Linked DNA regions of Homo sapiens: regions 2, 3, 4, 5, 6 and 7 are each linked to region 1. Evidence: chromatin loops called from intact Hi-C (ENCODE). Cell type or tissue: HCT116. All regions are shown on one strand. Region 1 holds the start of CPED1 (cadherin like and PC-esterase domain containing 1). Region 2 overlaps CPED1 (cadherin like and PC-esterase domain containing 1). Region 3 overlaps CPED1 (cadherin like and PC-esterase domain containing 1). Region 4 overlaps WNT16 (Wnt family member 16). Region 5 overlaps PTPRZ1 (protein tyrosine phosphatase receptor type Z1). Region 6 has its middle 150 kb from the start of FAM3C. Region 7 overlaps CPED1 (cadherin like and PC-esterase domain containing 1).

What was found. Hi-C counts contacts between places; a loop is a spot of excess contacts. Peaks named below come from ENCODE experiments on the same cell type or tissue, not always from the same donor. Only the 100,000 strongest peaks of a DNase experiment are listed, where the experiment ranks them.
Region 2: it touches region 1 in a loop (5-fold over the local background); 106 of 110 quality-filtered maps call a loop at or near these places.
Region 3: it touches region 1 in a loop (5-fold over the local background); 70 of 110 quality-filtered maps call a loop at or near these places.
Region 4: it touches region 1 in a loop (3-fold over the local background); 11 of 110 quality-filtered maps call a loop at or near these places.
Region 5: a loop joins it to region 1, with 8 times the contacts of the local background. A loop is called at or near these places in 8 of 110 quality-filtered maps.
Region 6: a loop joins it to region 1, with 2.7 times the contacts of the local background. A loop is called at or near these places in 18 of 110 quality-filtered maps.
Region 7: it touches region 1 in a loop (12-fold over the local background); 98 of 110 quality-filtered maps call a loop at or near these places.

The regions. Positions count from the first base shown.
Region 1 is chr7:120,986,258-120,990,257 of GRCh38, reverse strand. CPED1 (cadherin like and PC-esterase domain containing 1) reads right to left here and starts at 1,547. Exons shown (of 23, transcript NM_024913.5): 1 at 1,346-1,547; 2 at 388-867. The coding sequence starts at 636. RefSeq lists an enhancer at 2,292-2,371. In HCT116, a CTCF peak has its summit at 2,479 (motif pointing left); DNase peaks (open chromatin) are centred at 1,849 and 2,437; H3K4me3 peaks cover 1,888 bases.
Region 2 is chr7:121,079,956-121,083,955 of GRCh38, reverse strand. The region is part of intron 5 of CPED1 (cadherin like and PC-esterase domain containing 1); the gene reads right to left. It also overlaps the pseudogene RNA5SP241. Among named protein-coding and RNA genes, the nearest start is that of CPED1, 93 kb to the right of the region's middle. In HCT116, a CTCF peak has its summit at 2,444 (motif pointing right); a DNase peak (open chromatin) is centred at 2,405; H3K4me3 peaks cover 732 bases.
Region 3 is chr7:121,106,034-121,110,033 of GRCh38, reverse strand. All of the region lies in intron 7 of CPED1 (cadherin like and PC-esterase domain containing 1), which reads right to left. Among named protein-coding and RNA genes, the nearest start is that of CPED1, 120 kb to the right of the region's middle. RefSeq lists a silencer at 1,960-2,009. In HCT116, a CTCF peak has its summit at 1,941 (motif pointing right); a DNase peak (open chromatin) is centred at 1,953.
Region 4 is chr7:121,333,096-121,337,095 of GRCh38, reverse strand. All of the region lies in intron 3 of WNT16 (Wnt family member 16), which reads right to left. Among named protein-coding and RNA genes, the nearest start is that of WNT16, 6.1 kb to the right of the region's middle. In HCT116, no CTCF peak of the experiment used is centred here; no DNase peak of the experiment used is centred here; H3K27ac peaks cover 2,514 bases.
Region 5 is chr7:121,993,543-121,997,542 of GRCh38, reverse strand. PTPRZ1 (protein tyrosine phosphatase receptor type Z1) reads right to left here. Exons shown (of 30, transcript NM_002851.3): 9 at 977-1,161. Among named protein-coding and RNA genes, the nearest start is that of PTPRZ1, 120 kb to the right of the region's middle. In HCT116, a CTCF peak has its summit at 2,385 (motif pointing right); DNase peaks (open chromatin) are centred at 2,382 and 2,822.
Region 6 is chr7:121,545,673-121,549,672 of GRCh38, reverse strand. No RefSeq gene overlaps it. Among named protein-coding and RNA genes, the nearest start is that of FAM3C, 150 kb to the right of the region's middle. In HCT116, a CTCF peak has its summit at 1,976 (motif pointing right); a DNase peak (open chromatin) is centred at 1,982; H3K4me3 peaks cover 258 bases; H3K27ac peaks cover 1,867 bases.
Region 7 is chr7:121,097,317-121,101,316 of GRCh38, reverse strand. CPED1 (cadherin like and PC-esterase domain containing 1) reads right to left here. Exons shown (of 23, transcript NM_024913.5): 6 at 3,486-3,618; 7 at 1,223-1,391. Among named protein-coding and RNA genes, the nearest start is that of CPED1, 110 kb to the right of the region's middle. In HCT116, a CTCF peak has its summit at 1,528 (motif pointing right); no DNase peak of the experiment used is centred here.

The DNA of each region.
Region 1 (4,000 bases):
CCTTGAGAAAAGAGACACTCAAGGTTTATCAAAGTTTTTGAAACTTTGATTTATGTTTTTGAATTGTAAATCCTCAGATCTCTTAGAATACTGATATTTTAGAAAGAATCCACATCATTTTATGCCTCCTCCAAACTGTCTACTTCATTCCACTGAAATGAAGTGAAATCCTAAGAGATAAAGTAATGCCAGAACTTTCTGGAAGTAACTATAAGAAGTTGAAGCTTATGTAACGTGTTTCCCAGTCATCAGGTCACTCTCTAGGCTGTTTACACTCTGGATCCCTTTCAGACCTCATGGAAGTTAATTTTAGTTTTATAGAAAGGACAGAGAAGCAGATTGCTGTCTTTGCAGAAACTGTCTCCGTTAAGCTTATGAGAGTCTTACCTTTCTGGTTTCCTGGGCATTACCAGAGAGAAGGAAGCACTGTTTGTCCTGAGAGAATCCTTTCTTGCATCTGCTTGCCTGGGTTTCAGTGGATGTGTGTGGGACAGCCCCAGGGGCAGCGGCTGTGAGCTTCCTCGACCCTCGGAGGGTCAGAGTCTGGTAGAAGAGACAGATTGCCACCACTAAGCCCACCAAGAAGGGTCGGGGGCAAAATCGCCGACGACAAGGGAACACTGGGCGACAGACCATGACCAGTTCAGCTTCACTTGGCCCCTGTCCACGTTGCGGGAAAAGTCATAGCAGCTATTTTTTGTCAGCATGAAAAATACTAATCTGTCTTCTTTTTCCCCAACTCCAATCAAGTTTGCTTCATCCCTGCTTAAGAATTTTCCAAAAGGTTGTGCCAAAGAATCATAGGTCCCGAAAGTCTGAGGCTTTTAATAAGAGCTCTTCCATGGATGACAGTCAAAAGTGGATGACCTGAGTTTAAAAAAAGACATCAAATAATAATAGTTGTAACGAATAACCTGAGTGTACCCCAGGCTGCCAAACTGTTGCTTCCAGCAATGCCTTATTCTCACATCTTTCAACTCACAGTAAAGGAGTCCGACTCTGCCTCAGCTTTGCAGGAAGAGAGAAAACAATACCAAAGTATATCTGGAGTCTGAAAACAGCATTGAAGAACGCAAAAGATTAAAACCCAAAGTGCCTGTTGCACAGCTGAACTCAGGCCAGGTTGCCTTAGCAGTTCCTCAATTTTCCTCCGGTTTTAAAGCAGTCTTGCTTTCAGCCTTTTGTATGCTTCCCTTCATTTAGTTTTAAATTCCCACTGTCCTGTAAGTATTCACGGCTTTTAACATAAAAAGGGCATACGCAATTTGAATGGACATGGTTACTGTCAGGGTTTTTGCTTGAATTTGTTTCATTCCGTCTCAAGTTCAAAGTTCTATGTACTTACTCAGTTTTCATCCTTTTAGCCAGGAAAAAAAAAGTTTCCATGATTTCCTAATGGATTGCTGATGAAAACCACTCGGAAGGAAACACCCAGTCGTATGACTCCAATTCATCTCACACACACACAGAGAGAGACACACACACACACGCACACAGACACATAAACACACGCGCGCGCGCCCGCTGCACGCCCGGCGGGAGCAGAGGACCTCGGCATCGCAGCCACCCGGGGCCGGGCAGAGCGGGGCGGAGCTAAGGCCGGGTTCCTCTGGCCCTGGGGGCTGCTGGAGCAGCGCTGTCAGCCCTGTGTCCGAAACCGTGGGCTTCCCCACTTTGGAAACAGCAGCTAGCATTTCCCCAAATGAGGCTGCCCACCCAGAGCTGCAGAATTTAGAAACGTATCTGATGTCTGATCCTCTGTGCAACTTCTTTTTCCTAATACAGAATTGGAAAAACAAATAGCCTTAGCCAATTGGTGACAAAGGTCGAGAATGAGACTAAAGTGAACTCCATGAGTGAATTGGGATATTCTTCACTCCAGGGAATTGTGGTTACTCTTCTGAGGATAAGAGGGTCACAAGTACTGTCTGGACCTCAGACAGCAAGCACCAGAATAACTCAGTCGTCTCTCTGTGTCTTAGTATGGAACTCAGATCACAGATGTTCTTATTACTCCTTTCCTGGACTAATTAATTGGGTCTTTCAATGATCTGATGCTTCATGGCCTGACATTTTGCTCCTAAAATGAGTCGATTATAGCAGGTGTTGGGGGTAACTTTTGCCCAGTAGATAAAGGTACACAGTGGGCTTTGTCCAGAATCAGCTCAGTCTAATTCTGTGCAGACCTTCGGGTGGACGCTGCTAATAGTGCAATTCTGCAAACCCCCTTCCACTTTTGCTGAGGCTGTCAAGGCGAAAGGAAATCAGTCCTTGCTTTGTGAACTCTGGATACCCAGGGCTGTCTTAGCGCATAGCAGGCATTATTTAAAGGCTCTGGACCTGAAGAGGTTTTCAAACTTGTTTCTAAGCCAAACTCTTGTGGGTTGAGGTTCTCCGTGAGGCCACACCCCTAGAGTGAGCCTCACCCAGAGGCACGCTGCTGTCAGCCCCTTGTATTTTGAGAGACGGAGCGCCCCCTAGGGGTGCCCAGCTAGCACAGATTCAGAGAAATGGGCATCTAGAGTTCCTTGCTTGTGAGAAAGAAACCCTTTTAACATCCTATAGAACAAATTAATTAACACATTACAGAAGAAATATTCACACGGAAGCTGGATTTATCCCAAGCCCTTGCATGTATCGCCTCCAGTGGCTTTAATATTATTTTATGTATAGGTTCAGAGTCCTTAATCTTATGACAAATGGGATAGAGAAAAATAAAGTGATGCTTCACTTTTAGAAGCCAAAAGAGTTTTAAGAGAAAATGGCTGAACAGTGGTGTTGTAGGACATATCGTTTTGGTGGATGCAATGTGATTTGAGAGATAATAAGAATTGTGAGATTTCTAAATTGGAATCCAGGGTGTGACAATGCTGTTACTGAGTGATAAGGAATAGGCAGACAGTTCTATTAAGTTCTGTTAAGGCAAGAAGTCTGAAAAACAGAGTTTGGGGAATCTAAAGAGTCATTCTTATGCTTTATTAAATTGTTGAGAACAAGGTACAGAAGAAAGTAAATCAGATGCTAAAATAAAATTGCCATTCGGTTGGGAGAAATGAAAGACAACAGTATTGAAAATTTTAAGATAATATAGCTAGACTTCAAATAATGGGAATTGGGAAGAAGGTGGAAAATTAGTATCCCAGAAATGATTCTAGTAGATTAAAGAACCCCATTTCCCATTTTAACCACTGAGTCCAAGGGAGTGGAAGAAAGCAGTAAGGAAATATTTGCAAGAGAGAGAAAAGAGGTAGCTTGAGAAGGTGCAAACAAGAGGTGGAAAGGAGATATAGCAGGAATTATCACCAAATAGACTAAGGCGATACACAAGCATCTGATTTTAGAGTAAACCCAATCTGGATATGATTCATGGCACTGCCTTTTATCAGCTGTTCTTAAACAAGTGGTTTGACCAAAGTCTCAGCTTTCCTCATTCGTGATATAAGGATACTAATGTTTCCTTTGAAGTGTTGTTGGTACAACTAGTTGAGATAATATATGGAAAGCAACTAAGCATTCTGTATTTGCTGGATAAATGAATGCTGAATGCATGTATGTTAAGGTTTGAATCCTGAGGCTGTGCTCCTTCCTCACTGAGTTTATGGGAGATGTGGTGTCAGACACGTAAAAAGATAATTATCAAATAATGAGTCCCGTGGAACATCTAGACACCAAAAGCAAACATGAGCTCTTAGTTCTCTTCCTTTCCCTCTTTGAGATAGAAGTGCACCCACCAGCAGATGCTGGTTTGGGAGGACAAGGGCAAGGGTGGCATGAAAGCAGCATGTGGAGACTCTACCTGAGAGGTATTTACACCTGAGCAGTAGGTTACACACATTCGAATGGAATGACAGAGCTTGAAGGAGTCAGAAGAGTGAATGAGGCCGGTTGCGATGTCGCTCACCTGTAATCCCAGCACTTTGGGAGGCCAAGGCGGGAGGATCACTTGAGCCCAGGAGTCTCAGACCAGCCTGGACAACATGGCGAAACTCCATCTCTGCAA
Region 2 (4,000 bases), 94 kb before region 1:
ATACTCAGCATTTATGGGGTGCTCACTGTGCATTGTTCCAAGTACTTGAAATGTATTAACTCATTCTGTCCTCTTAGCAACCCTAGGAGACAGAGTCCTGATCATCCCTACATTGTAGACAGAAAGCTGAAGCACAGACTACAGTCCCATACCACCCTGAAAGTGCTCAATCTGGTCTGATTTCGGAAGTTAAGCAGGGTCGGGCTTGGTCAGTACTTAGATGGAAGAAAAGCGAAGCACAAAGAAGGTACAACTTGCCCAAGGACACTGGGATATCAAGTGGTCAGGACAGGATTTACACATACGCAGCCTGGCTCCATCTGTACCTCCCTGCTATCCTCCAGCACCTGTGCAATCAGGTCAAAGCAATTACTCATTCTGAAAACTATTTTCAACAACCATTAATTCCACAGAAATCACATATTTCCCATAAAATATAATTTGGCTCTACTTGCATTCATTAATTAACATTCCCAGATTGGTGCTATACAAACCAGCTTGGCAGCACAATCAGTGAATTCTAAAGACTATCATAAACCCTCCCAAGAAGACCAGAAGGACAGCTTCAAAAAGCTAGGACAACTAATTCTTGGCCCTTCCAAGTGCCCCATGTGGGAGGGGGTCACTATTATTCTGGAGGCCCAGAGCTAATGCTGGTGGTGGCTACACCCACATCTGACTCATCATGAATCCCAGGCATAAGACTGGACTGTAAGGTTTGCATTGGTAAATTTTCTATGCTGCCTAGAAAGGCTGTAGATGGTTTGCAGAGCTGAGTCTGGAGTAGGCACATCAGAAAAGAGGTAACAGAAAAGGGTAAGGAGGACCCTCAAGGAGGAGAGTGCCAGTGAGAGCTGAGGACTGGAGCTTCTGACTCTCCCAGGGCTGTTCATTCCCATCTGCTGTTGAATGCCCTATACAAACACTAAGACAAAGCAAGAGAAAGACAGACAGTCTTCTGCCTTCAGCACATTCACTTAACTTCTGCTTATGCATAAATATTATTATAAATAAGAAATTTAAAGGATCATTTTAGTTGATGAAAGAATAATAAATAATAATAGAATAGGTAAATTCAGTTTCTCATTAGGCCTAGCTGAAACAATTTTCTTTAAATAGCTCCTTTCTTATTTTCTTATTTATAAGACAGACTTAAAATACAGTATAGTGGTTCAAGTTTATCACAAAGTTATAGCATAATACTTTAGATATGGATATGCTGCTTTACAGCTGTGTAGCCCAGAGGTTCTTGAAGGCTTCATTTACTCATCTAAAAAAGGCATGAATATATCTATCTTACAGATGGTTATCCTATAGATGGTTTAAAGACAGAAGTGTATAAAGTGCCTGACATAGTGTCTGACATATAAGTTAAAAATTTAATGTCATCTCCTGCTTTATTTTAGGGTAATCTATCTATAAAATAATCCTGCAGCATAAAATCATAAAGCCCACCATAATTATCTAGAAAACAAACCAAAAACAAGTATTATGTTTTTTGATTATACTCAACCTCTTAATTGTACTTACTTGCCTATTTCTTTCTAAATCAGAATGCCTCAAAAAAGCACATTATATATTATTGTGACAGCTTTATGTTGAGGTAGAAAACAGAAAACCTCATTCAATTGCTTTCTGCAAATCAATCCATGGATATCCAGAGTAATATAGACATAATCTCTTATATATTATTTTCATAGACTCATAATATTCTTTTATAAAGCATTTTCATAACTCTATAAGGAAAGAATGGTCAGTTTAATTATTTCCATTTTACAAGTCTAGAAAAGCAGCTCAAATGGGCTAAGGACTTTTCCCAAAGTTGCATGACTATATTTAGCAGCTAGGTGGAACTGGAATTAGGTTGCTGCAAGCCTGGGCCATAGGATTCCTGATTTCTGCCATCACTGTAAATTCCTTCCTTTAGGGTTAAAATTCATATCAAAACATACATACATACATTCTCATAGATGCTCAGAAATAGGTGGGGCAAAATGCGCCATGAAAAGGCCCTCTCAGCTAATGTGGATGAATTAACTGCTATAGAGGGTTGAAAGAAGGAAGTGTATAAAGTGCCTGACACAGTGTTTGACATACGATAAGTTCAACAAATTAATGTTCTCTCCTGTTATTATTTTAGGGTAACATCTATAAAATAATCCTGCAGCATAAATCATAAAGCCCACCATAATTATCTACACAACAAGCCAAAAGCGAGTACTAATTATGCTTGTTGACTGTACTCAATCTCTAAGTTGCACTTACTTGCCTATTTTTCTAAATCAGAGTACCTCCTTTTGGGCAAAAGTTGGCCTTCTCAAATGCAACACATTTGCTTGTGAAATGAGTATCAACACTGGGATTGCACAGCTGCTCTAACCCTATGATGTTAATGAAAGTGACGCAGAAGAAAAGAGAAAGTTCCATATTTCACCATTAGATGGTGCTAGGAGAAGTGGAAAGAAAATGGTCTTAAAAGTTATTGATGCAATGAATCACAGGATTTGAATGGGGTTTTCTATATAATAGAGTTCATGCTTCTCTCCCAGAAAGGAGCACACCCAACCCATCAAAGAGTAAAACATCTTCCAAAGCTACCCTATTTATTCAGTTAATTATACTTCTGCCAGACATGTTCCTTTCTAACCACAACTTCAAATGCAAATGAAAGACTCTAAGATTCTATTAAGGAAAACGAATGTATTGCACTTCGTTTATAGTTTGCTGCAACTCTCATTTTGAGTCTTTATCAATATATTTTTCAACAGGATGTGTCAGATTGGAAGAGGCTAGACGCCTGTGACAATGCATTTATCCTACTAATATTAATTATGGTTAAAATGAAAAGTAAATTCAAGAGACTAGTCATAACGAGCATCACCTTTCCATGAGTAACATGTTATATACCATACAATTTATGGAGTTCTGTGCATTTCAGCTAATGCATCACTTTGGTGGGCTTTTATTTTCTAATATTGATGATATGTTGCAAATCAGAAATCAGTGCATAGCCCTGGACTTCTGTGAAAATAAATGAAAACAGCCTTGAGCACTGCAAACTTACTATTTTTCTTTTATAACACTTGTAAGTTTCTTGTTGCTCAATATCTGTCTCTACCACCAGAAGGAGACTGGAAGAGTGATCATCTTGAAGTTCAAAACAGTATATCCCCCAACACCAAACTCTCTCCCTCCCTCTCAATCTCTTTCTCTCTGGGTATATGTATGTGTGTGTGTGTGTGTGTAAAATGAAGGTTTTTAAAATGCATAAGTAAATAATACAAATTACAGTACAGTATAGTTCTCTTTCACTTATTGGTTTTATTCACAAAGCAGGTATGTAAATTTTAGGGTGAATTTTCTCCACCTCAGCAGCGAACTCCTGGAACTTGATTGTACTCTGTACCCTTAACTCAGTCTTCATAATCCCCAGGCAGAGCCCCTGATGGCTTCAAAATAAAAAGTTTGACCACTTCTGCAAAAAAATTCTCATTATTTTGAAGCAAGCAATGTGTTTTAGAAATCTGATCCAGGTTTCAGATTAACTCCTAATATTTCTGTTGCAAACATAATGGTTCAGGAAGAATTTATTGGGGCAAATATCATATCACAATCACTGGGCGATGTATTAGTTGAGGAAGATCCAAACAATTGTAATATACTTTATTTTATAGTATACTTTATTCTCACAGGCTATATAGTGAGACATGGAATATGTCTACACACAACTAAGAATAAACTATTGATTAATAGACTCAGGCTAGGTGAACAGGATAACCAAATCTGCAAAGTAAAAATATGGTATACTACTCAGTGTTTATTATGTAATGCAAAGAAATCCAATATCAATTGCTTGAAGTTCATGTGTTAGCCAGCTGTTTTGGTATTATACAGACACACTGCTACACATCTATGTTTACCATCTACGTGAGTAAACGGGCCTGCTGGAGGGATTTAGATCAAAAAACTGAATATCTTTCTTTTCACTTCTTCAGTTTTG
Region 3 (4,000 bases), 120 kb before region 1:
TTTTCTTTCCTGCATATCCAGTGCTATAGATCTAATGCTGGTGATTTATTTCTCTCTCCTTTAAAGTAAAAATGCAATTGGATATTTGCTTATTACTCAGCCTGAAAGGATGTAATCATCGTCCTATTCATGTTGTAAAATCACATTTCTTTAACAGTAACTCCTTGAAGGCATGAAAATGAAATATATTTCCTTAGCATAATGTTTTTCTTCTGTGACTTCTGAGTTTAAAGTAATGATTTCTCTGTGTGTGATTTGAACAAATATTCTTCATGTAGATAATCTGAGTAATCAAGCACATAGAAAAATTCTTATACCTTTCAAATATATCTGAAAAAATTTCTAGTAGAAGTTATTCAGAAGTTATTCTACTAGAAATTTCTACCAAAGCATCAGTTTGGAACAGTATGTTTTTTAAACAGATTGATGAGGCTATGGTACCTGGAACTGTTAGATTCCGGAAAACTAGAGACCAAATAAGAAGAAGCTGATGTAGAGGGGAAACATAGTGCATATGAATACGGATATATATGTAAATAAAGGGATGCTTGGAATTTCCTCTCCTGTTTGAAGTCCCTTTCTCTAAATTTTAAAGACTTGCTTCATCGAGCTTCTAAGAACTGCTTTTACAGGCTAGGAATAGGGAGTGAAAGGACAAATTGTTTTGAGACAAAGAAGACAGAGTGATGTGTATAGGAATGCTCTGTGTCAGCCAGTGACGCAATGAGAGAATGACCGCCCTATAGGCAGACGCTCCATAGAGATCTAACAAAAGCAATGAAATACGTCTTTATGTTGCAGAAGGTAGAGAATACAAAATATATCTGAAGAGTCCTGGGAGAGAATCCATTTCTGCTGCCTCAGTAGCACTCAGAGAAATAAAACACAAATTTTCAGTTCTATATCATAATATCAGGTCATTTAGATAATTTAAAGGAATTCCAGTTAACAGCAGATTTGAGGCTCAGGTTGTAATCAAATAGAAGTAACACAAAAGATTCATGGGTACAGTAGTGCAGTCTTACATGTTAAGTATAAAATGCCAGCTCTAACTGTACAGTAATTTTAAAACTGGTATTGTGTAGTAAGTTTAAAACTATGTGTTGCAAAATCTTTTTTGTTGTTGTTGTTTTTCCAAGGAAAAAAGTTTAGGTCTTAATTTTTGGGCAATGGGACAGGGTGGTGTTTTTGAGCTTGTGGTGACTGGCTTAGACTAGAGTTTTATGGAAATCAGTCCAACATCCCTGACATATTTTGTATGATCTACACATAAGACAGTATAGCATGTTTATAAGTCATTTCTTCTAAGTCAGTATTCCATATTCCATAAAAATATCCTATATTTGTGTACTTTGCATATTTATACCACTCTCAAGTAAATTCCTTGAGGAGAAAGAGCTCTAGAAAATATCATTGAATTTCCTTATATGAAAAAAACATTACAAAATGTACATTTCTTCACTTAAATGTATACTCACAAGTTTATGACTAATAGGCTTAACTTTTCCATAGAAAAAAATTAAGATTATTATATTTTATGATATGAATTTGAGCTGGAAGAATGAATTTTCTTAACATATAGTCATCTGAGGGATATCATTCTTTAATAGCACTGCATATTAAATTTTACAAAGTGTTCTTAAGTGAAAAAACAATGTCCAGTGGCTGGCAAATGCTGAAATCATTCCAAATAATTGTGTGGCCTAGGTAATTTAAATTGTAGTGAGGAATTATCATCATTCGCAATCTACTTAAAAGCACAGCTTTCTTACTGTAAGTATGGGTTATAAAATAACTTTTTTAAAATAAATATGTTTAATCCAATGGGGGAAAAATGCTCCATGCTTTGCTAAGCATTTTTGCCTTTTTTCCTCTTGCCATTGGACAGCTCAGACTATTTGTACAATAGCAAAAAAGACCACTAGGGGGCAATACAGTAATTGTTTTGCTCCATCTCACTGCTATGTAGGCTTCCTTAGTGAAAAAAGATTGCTGTTTCTTCTAAATTTGAAACCACATTTTAATATATGGAAGGAAAAAGGCTGTATTTCATTTTAAACTTACAATGAATAAATCACATAAGACAAATGCAAGTCAGATTTTCTCCTGAAGGGAGCAAAAGCCTGTCTTCCTTCAGCAGACAAATCAGTTTTACCTAGTTGGCACATTTGAGGATATTTTATATTTAGAATTTGTCAGCCTTTGAGACAGATCTCAAGGAATAAAGGATATTGTTAATAAAAATCTCAAAAATGATATACATTTAATAAGTTTCAAAACGTACTGGTAAAAACTTACTTTTTTTCTATACCCAAAGTAAAAGTGTAAAAATCATTTAACTTCCCCACTGAGTAAATATTCTGTAATAAACTTAAGCATTAAAGCGATTAATTTTTGGAGACAATTACTGCCATTATTTTCACTGTTATTACTTTGCACCCACATACCACTTTGTAAAGGAGTTATTTTTATTACTAATTATTCTTTTCAGCAATTTGATGAGTGGAGTCTCTATTCTAATTCATTTCTCTCTCCCTGAATCGGCTGAATATTAGCTACTATGCCAGGCACTGAAGATTTGTTTCCTACATAAATAAAGAATAAGCAAACTCTCTTCTTTTAAGGATTTCAAAAAGATTTAGGCAAGTAGATTTTTCCTCTTGGTTTTTGTTCTCCTGTTTGCTGACTTCATGTGATTTTTTCCTTCCAATATATTTTCCTGTCATCAGAAGATATTTAACATTACCACAGTGATGAAAAAGTTAAGCCTTGTTGTTAAAGTCTTAGGGATAAAGATTTATAAAATTAAATTCAATAACTCTCTAGGTGTCTGTACAGAAATGAAAACATTTAGGAAGATTGCAGGGAGTTTTGCCTTAATTCATGGTCCATTTCCCAAAGATCCATCTTAACAATCCTTTCTTGCATGAGGGTAGTGAAGAAAGGGAATACAGCTGTTCTGTCTTCGAACATCTCTACGGCTTAGCTGGCTCATCTATTAAAGAAATAATAAGAAACTAAAAAATTAAGATGGTGCTGCTCTCTATGGACGCTTAAAGTGCTTTGAAAGATTGCTTACACTAGACCTCTTTTCCCAGGCTTGGTTTTTACTCTAAACACTTGTTTATTTTATAAACTTGTTATCGGCAAGGTGTAACAGAAATCAGAGTGACATTACTGTGCTGGGCAACGGCAGAAAGAGGAAGAGCCCGCAGAGATTAATTTTTAAGAGCTTCTGTGAAGTTCACGGGCAATACACTTCCAGGATCCAGTTCAGAGAAACAACACTTGCTCTTTTCAAGTCCATAACTGGGTCCCATCCTCATCCCAGCATATACCTTCCCTTGATGGCTCCAGGGAGAAGCAGGCTGTGAACAGGACAGGTGAAGGGGAGGAGCTGAGAAGGGAAACATACATTCTATCCTCCAAAGTACTATTGAGGAACTTTTCCATCTTTCAAGCATCCAGAAGGAGGGAAGAAGGAATGAACTTACCTCACCTGATTTCACACTGAAATCCCTGAGTATTAGCTTACCTCCATTTTTCTGGATATATAATTAACACTTGCCTACTGATTTTCTAGTATTAAAGGCAATAATAATTAGCAAATTTATTCATTAGTGTTAGGTTTTACCTTTACACTGTCATAATACATTATATATATATATGTAGGCATATATACACATATATGTGTATACCTATATAAAGCATTATATAGCATCTACCTATATAAAGCATTATGTTAGTTAATTATATTTGCATATGTCTATGCGTTCATTACCCTAGTTCAGAAGGGAAAATATGCCTGAATTAACAATGATGGAATATGTAAATCCATAATACTATCTTCTGTTGTAGAACCTGCTCTTAAATCATATTTTCCCCAAATGGCAGTTTTTAATAAGTTATTATTAATGAGGTACCTTTAATTAAAATAAGGATGATAGACAACGATTCACTGATAAACATTTTTGAGCATCTGCCATGCGCCAGGAACTCT
Region 4 (4,000 bases), 350 kb before region 1:
CATTTCATATTCACAAAACCCTCAATTCTTTAAAACATTTCCAGGCAAATAAATGTGATCTGCCTACTTTGTTCAAATTTTAAGCTCCCAAAGTTTACGAGAAAAAGCTCAATCAGTGCTGGGTAATAACAAAACATAACTGTCCAAAGAACACTAAAAACATAACAATGTATGTTTCCATGTTTAAGCTGATCAGCCTTCTTTACAGTCATCACTTAGTGACTTAAAGCTGTTTCTCCCCTGGATCATGACTGAGGAGCCGATTTTTTCTTTTATTAGTCACTTCAGACATCATGTAAGATGTTGCCAATTTGCACAGCATGAGGGACAAAGTAGACGCTCATCAAATACTTATTGAGTAATTGGTCCAGCTCACTTGAACACTTTTATCTCATCCTCTGTTGGTAAACTGAATCAAGAGGGAGTAATAAAAACCACCTTCTTAAACACATGTCACTGCTAAGAGGTTAATGGTATTGTTTTGAGCCGGCTGGGCTCTCTCTTTCAACTCCTCAGTTTTAGCCCCGTCCACAATAGTGTTACTCTATGAAAGTTATGCACTACAACACGATGAAGGATAAAAAGAGAGACTGATTTTCAAATTCAATTACATCACCTGCTGAATTTGTATTGAAATTATAGAAAGATTTCCCTCCTAGAAAATTAGCCCTTTTGAATACATACATGGAATTTATAATTTTTCAGTGATGACAATTTAAACTTTGAATTGTAAGTGTCCCTAACAATAAACATAATAAAAGAAATAATATCTTTATTATATATGATACATATTATTTTTGTATCCTCGAACATCTATAGAGGTATATACATATTCTTAGAATATCTATGGGCATATATACACACATATATATGCATATATATACTGTATTCTAGGACAGAAAGATAAATGAACTTCAAGGAAAAAAATATCAATAACCTGACCTGGAATTTCAAAGATTATACCCCCATAATATTCCAAGGAAAGAACTTGGACAATCTGGAATTAGAATAAAGCAGTGTAATCACCACTCAGGACTGATGAAATGCAAAATTCAAGGACAGATACACACACACACACACACACACACACACACACACACACACACACAAAGTTTAATTCTACAGAATTAGAATTCTGCTTCTCAGAGCATATTTTAATAAATATTTTACCTGATTTAGTTTTAGAGGAAGATATTTGTTGCACATAATAGCTAGTTAATAAGCAGGTACTTATGATTTCAATTTTACAGAAAAATAAAGTCTGATTAAGACGTTTATCTTACATAAGGAAAGCTGGTGATAAATAATATAAGGTATTTATATGCAGCAGGATAATTTTAGTAGAATAGGGAAAAATAAAAGTGGAAAATGCAAGTATATTTAAGGAAATTGCATGAACACTCCCCCAGAAAGTGTATTCTGGAGATTTTCCTCCAGGATTCTTAATTAATGTTAAATAGCCATTGTGAATTACAGCAATATCACCATAATTTTCTGTTAACAGGAACATAAGAGAATAGCAAAGGAATGAGTGCTGTGTGGTTATGAGAAAATTCCTTTCTCTACTCTAGTTGAGTTGTTAAGGTTTATAACGATATTAACAGAGGAATGTTTTGTTAACTATTGCAAACAGATGTGCACATTTTGGTGGAATATTTTTAAACTATGTCAGAGCAATCAGGAGGGTAGCATTTAATCTACTGGATTCCTTGTGTAAATTTTGGTTTGATAAATTTCTAATGAAGTGAAATAGGAAAGATGCATCATTAATACTTAATGTAAACATAGAAACCGCTTGAGAAGTGGTTTAAGAACTGATTGGTTCCACAATTTTGACTCAGAGGTAATGTGGCAGTTGGCGATTGTTTTTCAGTAAATTACGTTGTCCGAATTTTACAAAAATGGCCAGAAAATTGTTGTGGAACGTTTTGTGACTAACATTTCATTTTCTCAACTATCAGATGATCTAAGTTTTTATAAAAACTGCGACACGAGGTTGGATGGGTGTATGTAGGATTCCTGTTCCTCTGACCCGTTTTGTCCCTTTCTGTCCAAAAATATATTCGAACCTACTGAAAAGCAAAACACTATGTGTTGTTCAACTACTTATAAATATTCTTGGAATAGGTCAATGAAAATTTGGGATTGAGCCCTTCCCACTTTGTTGAGTTACTCATCATAAAACAAATTATGGGGTAGGGAAACTTAAAAGTTTGTGAGGTGGACATGGGAAGAATGGAAATATTTTAAGCACACCAAAAGAAATACCCATAAATATTCCAAGTCACATTATTCCCAGAAGTTCTGCCCCTGGAAGACATCACATCATTCCGTTAGCCAATCATCATTCGGCAACATTATTCTTGGAGTCATAAGTTTAGGAATGGTGTCAGAAACCAAGTGGGAATCAGAGTATTTAAGGTTAGCGGTTAGAAAATCATCTATCCTGCTCACAGTACTACTAAGCGCCAGTACCCACATTTCTCTGAACACTTTCCTACATTTTGAGTTTGTGATTTTGAGGCTAAGAAAATCAACTCAATTGAATACAGACCTGGATTTTATTCAGAAGAATATGCCTATTAGATTAAAATCCTAATTGCCAATGTTGAAAAAATTGAGTTGATTGCTCATCCATGTTAGATAATAACCAGGAAACCTCTTTTATGGTGTTGTTGGTTTTGTTTTTGTTTTTGTTTTTTTGCCAGCAACAGAAAGAAAAATACAAAACTCTGTTGAATTATAATACCTCAAGAGAAAATAAAAACAACAACAAAAACACCAGCATAGTACCTACCAAATAACCAGGAAAATGTTTTCTAATATTTTAAGATTTCATCTAAATGTGAAACAATGTGAACCAAAAATGAACAATGTGAAAAAAATGATTCAGGAGAGAAAACTCAGAGATTTACACAAAATGTACATATATGCATAAATTGAATTGTTTTCAAGCTAGTTAGAATAATAGCAAGAACCTAGGTAATGTTAGAAAATTATTTTTTGCCAATAAAAATGGATTTAAATTAATGGTGAATAGGAAGTATGTTTTTAATAAAATCAGGATATAAATAATAGTTTAAGATTAGCATTAACAGTTACAGAGAGGAACATTACTACCTAATTTGAAAAACACACAATATAAAATAAAACCAAATAGCTGCCGAATGTTACTAATAAAAATATATTTTAGAATGCTTTAGGGTTTTTTGTAAGTCCCAAGATGATTTTATTTAAGAGAATCAATCATAACGTGAGTTTTTGTGTTCTGAATTTCTAGTTTATTAAAAATCTCTACCAAATTTACTTAAAGAATGGCCAAAGAAGATTTAAGGTCTGTTGATAACAAACACTCGTTTATTTGTTTTCTTGTTTTAAAAATATATTAATTTGAATAATCTTATCTCTAGGTTTAACTCTAGAGTTTTAAGAACATATCCTAATTACATTTAACCTTTTCAAAATTAATATGCTAGAAATAATAAAAATTCCCTTATTGGATAATATTTAAATTGAAGCAACATCTCAGTCATTTATTTTTTTAAATGTAAAACCTTAAGAGGCATGTGCATGACTATGGTGTTGGGCAAGAGTTATTCTAGTGAAATAAAATAACTTTTACAATTTTATAAACAAAAATACAAAAAGCTTACATAGCTATTTACTGACATTCCTACTTTCTATTTTGCTATTTTGAATTAAATATTTAAATTGAATTAAAATTAAAATTTGAATTTGAAGTGTTACAGTGATATATTTACCGACTTTTCTGTTTTTGTATTTTAAATGGACAAAGTAAAGAAAACTGGGAGTAACTTGTAACTATTCTAAATGCGTTCCATTTATTCATTTTCCAAAAATGGAAAACAAACGCAACATATACTTTTAAGATTACTAAGAGATATTGCAATTTGTTTTATTTATTTCAAAAGAATGTGACAGATTGCAATGATTACTTTGGGACCTTTATAAGTTATTGAATATTTACAAGAATATATGA
Region 5 (4,000 bases), 1.0 Mb before region 1:
CAAGGAGCAATGTGAAAAAGTGAACAACTAAGTTATCTCTTTTTCTTGACAATATATATGCAAGAACAGTAATAGAATTATCTTCTTCACGTAATTATGAAATAAACATTTTTATTACTATTTATTTCACGATTTTCCCAGGTCATTGTGTCTCCATATTCCAGGCAACTGAATTAAAAGGTTACTAAAATTTTATCCATTTTGTCCACATGATATGAAACATAATTAATAGTGCATTTTTATTTAAATGCAGGTTCCCAGGACTTGCAGGACTCTAGGTGCCTGAGTGCAGAGTCCAGTGTCCTTTAACCTGCAGTGGGGACTTTCTGGACCTACATCCAGATGAAGGTTTGTCAACTACACCCTAATCTATGGCCAACACTTCCCTACCAGAGCAAAGTTTAATACTGACATGCTCAGGCCACAAAGGGAATCTGTACTTTATTCGCATGCGCTGGTGGAGGGAGGCAGGGGTGGATCTTTTTGTAAGAAATGTTTTCTTACATCCCCAAAGTTCTGACCCAATCATGACTTCCCAGCTGTTATCTGAAAATTTTTTGGTGCAACAAAGAGGACTTGTATGTCCCCTACTCTACTTTTCCTGTGCTGATATAGCGTAATGGAAGACACAATATAAAATGTATCAGGGCACTGAGATTCTGGCACTATTCTACAACTGAAATCTTAAGAAAGGCCACACTAAATGATCTCCAGTTCATAAGTCATATGTATCTACTCTATAGTGTTATTGTTGGCAAAGTTATGATATCCATTTAATTAAATGTAACTTTAAACATAATTTAGTATAGCTTCTAATTTAAAATTTTTTTTTAAATTTAAAAATACTCAGCCTACCCCACCTTCACATAAAGTCTAAAAGTAATGGAGGAAAATAATATACAACCATTTGTAAGTTCTTACCTTGGAAATTAAATTATAATGTTACCCTATGTAAAACAACTGATCATATAGTTACCAAGTCTTGATAGCCATCTGTCAAAAATTCATGCTTGGTTTGGTCCTCTCCATCCAACTGCTGGTACAAAACTGCAAACTTCTCAATCATGGTATCATAAACGACTCGAGGTCTTTCCCATGTAACAAGAAGGCTGGTATAATTCTCTGGGTCAGCCTGAACATTTTCTGGTTCTGAACTACAAACTTCAGAGAGAAAAAAGTACAGTTGTTGATAGAACTTAGCCTTGAGGACTTGAATAAATAAAACATATTCTATAAAAATTTTATTGTGTTTTATTTCAATGTAAAGTAAAAAGTTACACTTTCCCACTGTGGAGCTTTTGCTTATTCCATTTCCTATATCTAAAATACTCTTTCCACCCCTCTTAACTCTATCTGTTCAAATCCCAGCTTTCCATTCTGGAAAGGTCTTGGTCAAATGCTACCTCCTTCATTACTCACATTAATCTCTACTGAAGTGATCTCTGTCATTGTCAATTGCCTATTTTATCATTATTACTGCATTATTTGCATACTTTCGTATTGTATTTTTCCTGAATGAATCTTGACTCCTCTAGTGGATTATAAACATAAGAACCATAGCTCTGTAGTTCTATATTGCCTAGAACATTGTTTTGAATATACCTGGCATACAGATTCATTTTTAGAAATAAATGAACAAAGAATATCTGCAAGCTCATGATGACTTAATTTCTCTTGTTTGGTACCTGAAAATATATTCAGTTCAGGATGAGGATAATTTCAATTATGAAAGACATACTATTATCGGAACATTTTGTTATTAGACAATCCTTGAACTAATTTAAAATTCCCAACCAGAGAAAACCAAAGAAAACCTAAAATTGCCATTTCAGTATTTTTCAGACGTGCTGACAAAAATCCCATTTTGTTATCATAAGTAAATTAAGAAAATAATTTTAGGGAATTAAGAGACTTGTTTGTCTCATCTGAAAAAGTAGTATTATGAAAAATCATTCAGAGACTTCTTAAAATGAATTCAGGCCCATGCTGGGAATCATGCCCCAAATTTAGTCCCATCAGAGAGTGCCCTGGTACTTTCCAAAATGCACTTATAATGTGATAGTTTGGACTAATTTGGAAAAGAAAAACTATAACATTTTATGATATTTTACTAACGAAGCAGAGTAATAAATATCTCTTCATGGGCCAGATTTGCAAAGCAGAGGGAGAGAAAGATCTCTCAGGCTGAATATTAATTAATATACTTACTTGTTTTCAGGTGACACCTGAAGTTACAAAGCCACTCAATGAGAGCATGCAGTAGACTTAGGTAAATCAGTCATCACTGATACAACAATTACAAGGACTCAAAAATATGTTAACAACTGCCGCCGATTGTGACCAAAATGACTTGTCTCTGCTAGTTTGCAGTTCACCTCATGAACACCGGAGGGCACCCACAACTAACAATTGGTCTTACAAATGGAAACAAATTTTACATATAATACTTAGTAGTCACAATTTTAGCATATGTACAATATGATAGCAATGGCATAGCATATGTACAGTATGCTAGCAGTGGTACAGAAATTATTTAGGAAATATGAATATATATATATACCTTTTACAAATAAATACATGTATAGCTTTATATCAGTTAGAAATTATTTTTCACTTCAAACCTTTGATGTTATTTTTTGTTTAGGGAGGGCTTAGGTTGGGGTGTTCCTTTAGAAATAAAAGAAAAATTATTTCATTGTCAAAAAACATGAATTCAGAATAAGAAAATATATTTTAATTTAGGTGTATACTACATGATGTTACTCTACTGAGTGAGACTTCTACTGATGTCCACCAGATGGCAGAAGACCTTCAAATTGTCTCAAGTGAGCTATTCACGTTTCTATCATTGGAGCAACAAGCTCGTTCTTGCTTCTAATGAATCCCAAGTTCACTTTTAGAAAAGTTGGAAGTGACTCTGGACAATATCATTTGTAGACTTCGTCCTCCAAAAATCAATTCCACTTTTTACAGAATGGGAATGATTTAAAGTGAACTATACACTTCAAGATGAAACTGTTTGGAAATGCATTAATTTTGGCTAACACGGTGAAACCCTGTCTCTACTAAAAATACAAAAAATTAGCCAGGCGTGGTGGCGGGCGCCTGTAATCCCAGCTACTCGGGAGGCTGAGGCAGGAGAATGGCGTGAACCCGGGATGCGGAGCTTGCAGTGAGCCCAGATTGCGCCACTGCACTCCAGCCGGGGCAACAGAGCAAGACTCCGTCTCAAAAAAAAAAAAAAAAAAAAAAAGAAATGCATTAATTTTATGCATACATACAAAGCATAACAATCTCTTAAGAAAAAAATAAAGGATTCATTGCAAAACATCCAAAGGACTACTGCCTAAGCAGCAGAAACGACTTTGGTTGGATGTCTATGTTTGTCTCGCCTTAGTAGTAGCAATCAGTAGACGTGTCAAAATTTATGAATCAACATTAATATAAAGTAGAGCTCCAAAAAGAAAGTTATATTTTCTTGCCCATAAGTTTTCACTTCTTTGTTCTCCTCCTTGTAAATCTGTAAGAGTTTGTTAGTTATTTGTTTAATAGCTTGAGTTTATATTTTAATTAGAAATTTACTTTTTAAATACCTGTGTTTATTGTTAATCAACAATATAGTTGTATGCTATCAAGCTTCAGGTAAATCTTTTATTTTAGATGTGGAGACACAGGCTCTTATGGTGAAAAAAACATACATACTTTAGAATGTTATTAACAGAAAAGCCTATATTTCTATATGTAGTTTATGATCTTGCCAAAGGGTTTCCTTTCTATAAGATAGAGCTGAATCTTTTAAATAACAATTTAGTTAATTCCATACACACTATTTGGTGTTCAAACCATGGAATGACCATAGAAGAAGTGATTAATAGACACTAAATTTCCCAGGTTTTGCATATATTTCCTATTGAAATCAGCCCAATTATCTTTGTTTTTTGTTTTGTGTTTTTTTTTTTTTTTTTTTTTTGAGACAGTCTCGCTCTGTCATCCAGGTTGG
Region 6 (4,000 bases), 560 kb before region 1:
TACATGTAATGGCTTTGCTCAATAAACACTAAATAAGAGTGTGTTTGTTTGTTTGTTTGTTTGTTTGTTTGTTTTTGAGATGGAGTCTCACTCTGTCACCCAGGCTGGAGTGCAGTGGCACCATCTCAGCTCACTGCAACCTCTACCTCCCAGGTTCAAGTGATTCTCCTGTCTCAACCTCCCAAGTAGCTGGGATTACAGGCACCTGACACCATGCCCAGCCAGTTTTTGTATTTTTAGTAGAGACGGGGTTTTGCCATGTTGGTCAGGCTGGTCTCAATCTCCTGACCTCAGGCGACCTCCCAAAGTGTTGGAATTACAGGCATGAGCCACTGCACCCGGCCATAAGAGTGTTTAAAAAAATTTAATTAGGAGGTCATTGGGCTGAGGTGATTCTAGCACCTTGGGTTCCTGTGTAAGCAAACTCAAACCCAATTCAGTATAAACGGTAAAATAAAACTTTAACTAACCCAGAAATCACCAACTAACCTCTAGCTAGGACTTTCCAGGGGAATGAGTTGAGCGAGGCTACCTCTCCCCAAATGTTTCCTTTGCCTTGCTCCCTCATTCACCTTATAAAAGTACCTTTGCCTTTATTGGAGTCCCCAAACCACTTGCAGTCTGGAAGTACCCAGATCCATGGATCACTAAATGCTCAAATAAAGTCTTTAATAGAGTTTTTAATGCTTTAATGTGCCTCAGTTTACCTTTCCACAAGTGCAAAATAAAATATTGGCCTACGTCAATGAGTTCATGGCTGTGCCACCTGTGCAGTCATATGGGGCCACTGTGCTCAGAAGGGCCCTGCATTTGATTTAAGATTCTTTTGTTGCCATCTTGAAATTCCTTAAAATTTTTGAACAAAGGGGCTTGCATTTTCATGGTGCATTGAGCACACCACTGCAAATTTTGTAGTTGGTTCTGATTGTGAATTCTACTGTGGTATTTGTGGAAAGAGCTTTTTGGTGTTTATCAACATTACTCTGTCAGAAAAATAAGAGTAAATGTTTATCAGATAAAGTCTTGTCATATTTCTTGATCATTAACTATTTAAGCTTGCTATGCAAATCGTATCTATACTGTCATTTGTGCTAAAACAGCAAACCACCAACAAATGCCTACATGCATAAGATGGCACTGCACTCAGCAACCTGTCTGAGAGATGGAACAAATTGAAGATTCCCAATGCTCAGGTGATTCCCTGCTGTTCCAGAAGCTCTTGATTACACATATGCTGAACTTGGTTTACAACAGATAGAGCTTATGTAAGGAGGAATTGAAGGCATTTTACACTTCTGTATATTTTTGTCTGAGGTAAATTTACATATTTTATACCAGTAACTCTTGGAGAAAAGGTGTCTGTGATATTAGAAGTCAAAACACTAAATGTTTTTACATTCAGCACCTCTAACCCTGATGTTTTTCAACTTATTCAAAGCCAACTTCATCCTCTTCTTCAATATTCTTTTCCTCTAATAGAAATATCATGTACACATATCAAGTCTGTTTTCCAAAAGAAAACATCTATTCTTTTGTTTTCGATAAGAAATTACTGCACCTCCAATTGAAATGTCAAATAGTCCTAAAGAATTAAGCAAAATGATTTTTCTTCTAATTTGCATGTTACAACATGAATTTTAGGTTAACTTGTAATCTCAAATGTATATTCTAACTTTCCATTAACTTCAGTTGGAAATGTATGCAAAATTTATTTGAAGAGAAAATGGCACCAGAGGTTGATAAACATTTCAAGGATAAAGGTACAATTAAAATGTTCAGTGAGATCCATATCTGCATTATTAAAATGATGTTACATGCACATCAAGGTTACACAGTGATTTTTCTTAGTATCTGAGGACAAACTTCATAGTGTAATAAGTGGAGGTTGTTCTACTGCCTATTTTCTGCAGAGTAAGTGTCTCCTGGGTTTACAAAGCATGAGTCAAATATTGATGCTATTGCTTGTATATCTCACCAGATGGCGCTAGGAGCATCTATAATAGCTGAACATCACACACTAGCGTACTGAAACGTCAGAATTTCCTTAAATTGAAGAATATTTCATTTCTGAAAGAAAAAAATATTTAAAATTACTTGTGAACAATTTTGTCTACCTATTTATACATAGACAAATTCACATCTCTCAAAGTTTTTTTAAAAATCACATAATTCCATTGGAAATAGTGTACTTTTTACCTTATTTAATCATTGCCATTTTTTCAGAACTGGTTTTCCTTCTTTGCTTAGGAACATCTCTGATGATTATTCTGCTCCTGTAGCATTCTGCCAAGCTGCAATGGCTGCATCTGTAGTACCATAAAAGCTTTTTCCCCAAAACATGTGTAAACATCTGCAGGAAAATTAGAAATTGTGGCTGATGGAAGGTAAAATGCCTTATCTAATGTCAGATAAACAAACATGCCTTATCTAATTACCACATTGAATCCAAGTTTTCAGCCTACATAATCAGGGGTCATTAAATTATAGTTTTTCTGACTCTAAGACTCATTATATGAAGCAACCGTTGAAGTGGGTTGGATAATTGTGGCTTCAAATAAATAAAGTGGAATCCTTTATTTTGCTGATGTTGGGAAACAGCTTCTAATTTCCAAACTCCTGGCCCTCTGTTAAATAGCTGAAATTTTTTAGTATACAATTTCCACTAGTGTATAGGAGAAATTTTTTTCCCTACCCACTTATTATTTCACGAAGATGTCAAGGTTATGGATAAAGTGAATATGCAACTAGACGTCCACAAGGCTGGAGTGGACTCTCCCTTAGTATGGGTAGAAGGGTAGAACTGAAACTCACAGACAGCCCGGAGGAGGACAGAGACAGACCTACACAGGTGAGTCCAGAGAGGTGTTCAAGAAGGCAATAAGAAGTTTAACAATTGCTTGAAGTTTGCAATTAGACCAGATGCACTCTCTCTCATAGGTGGCTCCAGGAACTTTTTTCACAATACCTTGAAGACAAATCTTTTGGGACACACATATGTCCTTATTTATTAGCACTCATTGATGTTTTGCACAGAACTGCCTTGTAAGAAGATCCTTCCTGATTAAATGTACCAAATAATTAAAATTTTATTTTGGTTTTCAACTTTGTTTTGATTCAACTCTTCATTTATCTCTCTATTTTGCTTAATCTGAATGCTGGTTTATGCAAAAATTTTCCAAACAGCATTGAGTTTGATTTCTGGGAAAAAAAATCTGAAATTTTGGAACGATAAGACATAATTTGTAACATTCAATAGGTTTTATACGAGTACAAGGCATAGATGTGTGTTTGTCTTAATGAGTTCTAAAATTCACAGAATATTAAAAATTCACAGAATGTTTACTAATTTCTGAAGAATTATCATCACTGAAGGCATGTAAGATGTTAGGAAAGCATAAAACTCTATCAGTTACTAGGTGTGTGATGCTGAGTGAGATATTAACACCACCAAGCCTCAGTTCCTTATCTCTAAAATGGAGATAATGCCTACCTCACCAGGTTGCTGAAAGGATCAAATAAATGTAAATGTCTAGCCCAAGTCTGTCACTTATTGGAAGATCAGCCAATATGATTTCCTTCCTTTCCTAAACTCTCCTGCTCAGTCAGAGTAACTGGGGTTTTCTTAAAAATGGAGAGGCATGCAGTAAGTAAGACATGTTTAAAAATAATAAAACAGCATTTATTTTGTAAATAGGCAAACTTGCTGTAACTGAGCAGTAAAAATTGCTTTTAAAAATGTGTAATTGCCTATCTCTGAAGTAGAAATTATCCACAGAATATATTATTATCTGTCAAAGTCTTGTTTGATGGTTCTTTATTGCTTTGTTTCTTTTACTTGTCTGGAAAGTAGAAAGAAAAGGGAATGCAACTCTCACTAGCACCCAATCACTGATGCCGCCCAGGGAATTATTCTCAGTACTGTTGAAGACAAAATGCATGAGACAATTGAGAAGGTGATATTATTCCAGCTAGTGCCATAGGGAGAGTCCCACAGATCAGA
Region 7 (4,000 bases), 110 kb before region 1:
ATTGTAAACAATGTGGGGAAGTAAGGATGGTAAGTGTCTTGATAAAGTTTTGTTTTGTTTTTGAGGAAAAAAAAAACCAAAAAAGGGAACAAGTGATTATTTCAACTAAAACTAAAAATCTACATTGTGATAATGGGATTTGGGGACATGGTACAGAGACCAAAAGAGTCTTGAGAAGGCAAGGTTGGGAAGCAGATAGAGATATTGAAAAGTCTAAGAAATCATAGGAAAACATAAACAATGAGTGCATGTTTTAAATTAACAGTGACCACTGTATGTTATATAGGTAAAGAATGTACAACTTTTAAACTTACAGAAGAATATGTAAGCTTTTCAGTGAAAAAGCAAAGTTTAAGAGGAGAAAAAGAAAGCATACTAAATAAAAAAATAAGATGGCAGAAATAAATTCTAAAATTTGCTCATGCCTTCTTCTTGAGGTGGAAGATTTTCCAAAATTCAAAATTCAGTTTATGAAGGTAAATTCTGAAAAAAATCAAGTTCAGTCATTTTCTAATCTGTTCAAACTATGAGGGACCCTATGCATTCTTTCCATTTCTATTTCCTCTTTTTGGTATGCAGAACAATAAAATACTGTAAAATCAAAATTTCTTTCAAATTTATCAAACATATTGTCACTAGATCTCATTTTCAGCCAAGTTGACCTGAGCTACCTTTTATAACTTATTAAACTTTTTGGGATTATTATTGAGTTCTTCCCTGAAATCTTCCCTATTATCCTTTATGTCATAGCTTGCTATATTAGGCACACTTGAGAGCTTTATTTTTCACTCAGCAAATATTCCATATTGACTGGTGTGATGAACTAGCATTATGCTTCCTAAGGGTGAAGCAAAAAGCACAAAGGCAAAATTGTATTTTCATTTGTTGCCTTGACTATATTTTTCTTGAATAAGTGAAAAATTAAGAAAAACAGAGTATAGCTGTGAACTAGCTCTGTAATAAGTAGATCAAAGAATTGAACTATCATGATGAATTGAGAAAAAAGAATGTAGCCTTTGTGATCCCTAGTGAATTAAGCTGCTTCCAGTTCATTTTTAAACCTGCACCTATTAAGTGAAAATCTTTTCTTGCGGCAATAAAAAAGATGTGATCCTTGTTCAATGGGATTTGATAACCATAAAGGTGGGAAAATGGCAGCCCAACTCACTTTACTTTACTTCAGTGTACTTACGTGAAATAATAGCTTCAACCGAGAGCTTACCTTGACAGTGAAGCGTTTTTTCTTTGGTGGATTCCAAACTGTGCCCGTCGAATGAATGAATGCACGCAAAGGGGTTAAGGACGTCACCAACACATACGCTTTAAGAATCACAGATAGATCTTCGGCTCGAAAGATTGTTTCATGTGGAGCAAGGACTGTCGTTTCATTCCTAAAAAAAAAAAAAAACATAGTTAGCGCTCCATAATGTAGGGTTGAGTACATAATTTGTAAATTACCTACAAGCTTTGTAAACTGCTTCTATCCTTTGTAGGACGCCAGCCCTCAGTGTGTGGGTTTCCTTGAACAATTTCAGTTGCTTATTAGCATCACCACCAGGTGGTGGAGAGGTACAGCGAGAAGGAGTCAAATTGGTAATAGTTCCCCACTCTGGCAGATTTAATCAAAGTATTTTTAAAAAGTAAAAAAGGTGGCTGAGCGTAGTGACTTATGCCTATAATCCCAGCACTTTGGGAGGCCGAGACAGGCGGATCATGAGCTCAGGAGTTGGAGACCAGGCTGGCCAACAGGGTGAAACCCTGTCTCTACTAAAAATACAAAAATTAGCTGGGCATGGTGGCATGGGCCTGTAGTCCCAGCTACTTGGGAGGCTGAGGCAGGAGAATCACTTGAACCTGGGAGGCGCAGGTTGCACTGAGCTGAGATTGCATCATTGCACTTCAGCTTGGGCAACAGAGCAAGACTTTGTCTCAAATAAATAAATTAATTAATTTAATTAAATAAAAAGGTGGAAAGGTAGTATGTAGAATAAAGTTGAATTTAAAAAATAAATATATAAATTAGTTACAGTACCCGTGACCTCAGATGCATGATACCATTGCAACAAAAGTGATATAAATTACAGTTTGGGTGAAACTTTCTAAAAGCTTCTACCTCTGCCTACCTTTGCTCTATTTTTTCTTCTCTAGAAAAAAATGTTAAGTTTTTAAATAGTGGACAGGTCACCAAGAATATGCGAAAATACTTTCCCCACTAGTTCAATCTTACCTAATGTCCCTACTCCCAGATAATGAAGAGTTAACTTAAGGGATGAAATATTAAAAAATTAAAAAAATTAAAAAAACACCTCAGGCTACTAAGGAAAAGTAACACCAGTTTAATATTTTGTAATGAAACAAATATGCTTTCATCATAAATGATACCAAAATGTATAATTATTTGCTTTTCTACATCATATTTCTAAATGTTAAATATCTAAGTTTGATCAATGAAAGGACTGTGCTTTTATACATATATATTTATATATATATTTATATATATATTATTTATATATTTATATATATTTTTATATATTTTTATATATATATATTTATATATATTTTTATATATTTTTATATATATATATTTGAGACAAGGTCTTGCTGTCACTCAGGCTGGAGTGAAGTGGTGCAATCACAGCTCACTGCAGCCTCCACTTCGAGGGCTCAGTTGGTTCTCCTGCCTCAGCCTCTTGAGTAGCTGAGACCACAGGCATGCACCACTGTGCCTGGCTAATTTTTCTATTTTTTGTATAGATGGATTCTCACTATGTTGCTCAGGCTGGTCTTGAACTACTGGGCTTAAATAATCCTCCTGCCTTGACCTCCCAAAGCACTGGGATCCCAGGCATGAGCCACTGCACCTGGCCTACTTTAAACTTTAAAATTCTAGGTTGGCACAAGATGCATATGATTCTTCAATAAATACTATTAACTGTTTAAATACTACTTAATAATTATAAAATTAGATGAGGCAAACTTATTTGTGTCTTGGGTAAGATAATTAAAACCTCTTAATTTTTAACTATAATTTATCTACATTATAAAATCCTTTCCCTGGAGAAAACTTGGATAACTTGATACACAGCAGATGCTTTCTTAGATGCTAAGAGCCATAAAAAAAATAGCAGAAAAAAAATGCATCCAGCCATATTCATAGTCTAAGGCAAAGTCATTTGAGTATAAAATGGAAGTTAAAATTTTATAGTTTTGCATTGTCAAGGTTTTAAATTCAATTTCCTTTAATGTAACTTATTAGATAAGAGTCCAATTTACCCAAATGTTTATTTTCTGGCAGGACAGGTTTGAATTAATCTAGGAGAAAGTCAATGATGGCATTCTTTATTTAAAAAGGATAGCTGAAAATTTATGTAAGAGAAACTAATAATTCACACATGTGAACCCCCCATATCTGTTCTGTGCTTTTCTCTTGTTAGCTGTCTCCTACAATGCATGCTGGTTATAACAATTCAAAATGATTAGCTTACAGCTGTTCACGACTCCAGTCCCCTGGTTTCCACACACGTGGCTTCACTGTTTTTAAAAGGTGACTCGAAGTACTCGGCTTTAATTGCATTCCCTGATCCAGACACACAGAGGGACTCACTGGAAGTTGCAGTTCTGAAAAGATTCAAGAGAGCAGAAGACAGTCATTTTATTGTTTCTTTCTGGAACTGCTTTGAAAATAGAGTATGCTGTATTAAACTGCAGGGTACATGAGAAATATGCAACCATTTTTCTCCCCATTCTGAATCAAAAATGGATCCACTAAGTATGAATGCATATTTAGAGAGGCCTTTGTTTGCCATATGTTCTCTTACTACAGAGGAGGAAAACAACTGTAATAATTGATTTCATTTTCTTGCTCAGAAGGGGAGGTAGATACAATGTCTCTAACTGTCCAACATCAAGCTGATCTATCCTACAAAGCTAAGGGATGCATTCTCAATGAGGGGGTGGTGGCTGCAAGAGCAGACTTTTGTTTGTCATGAGAATATTACAT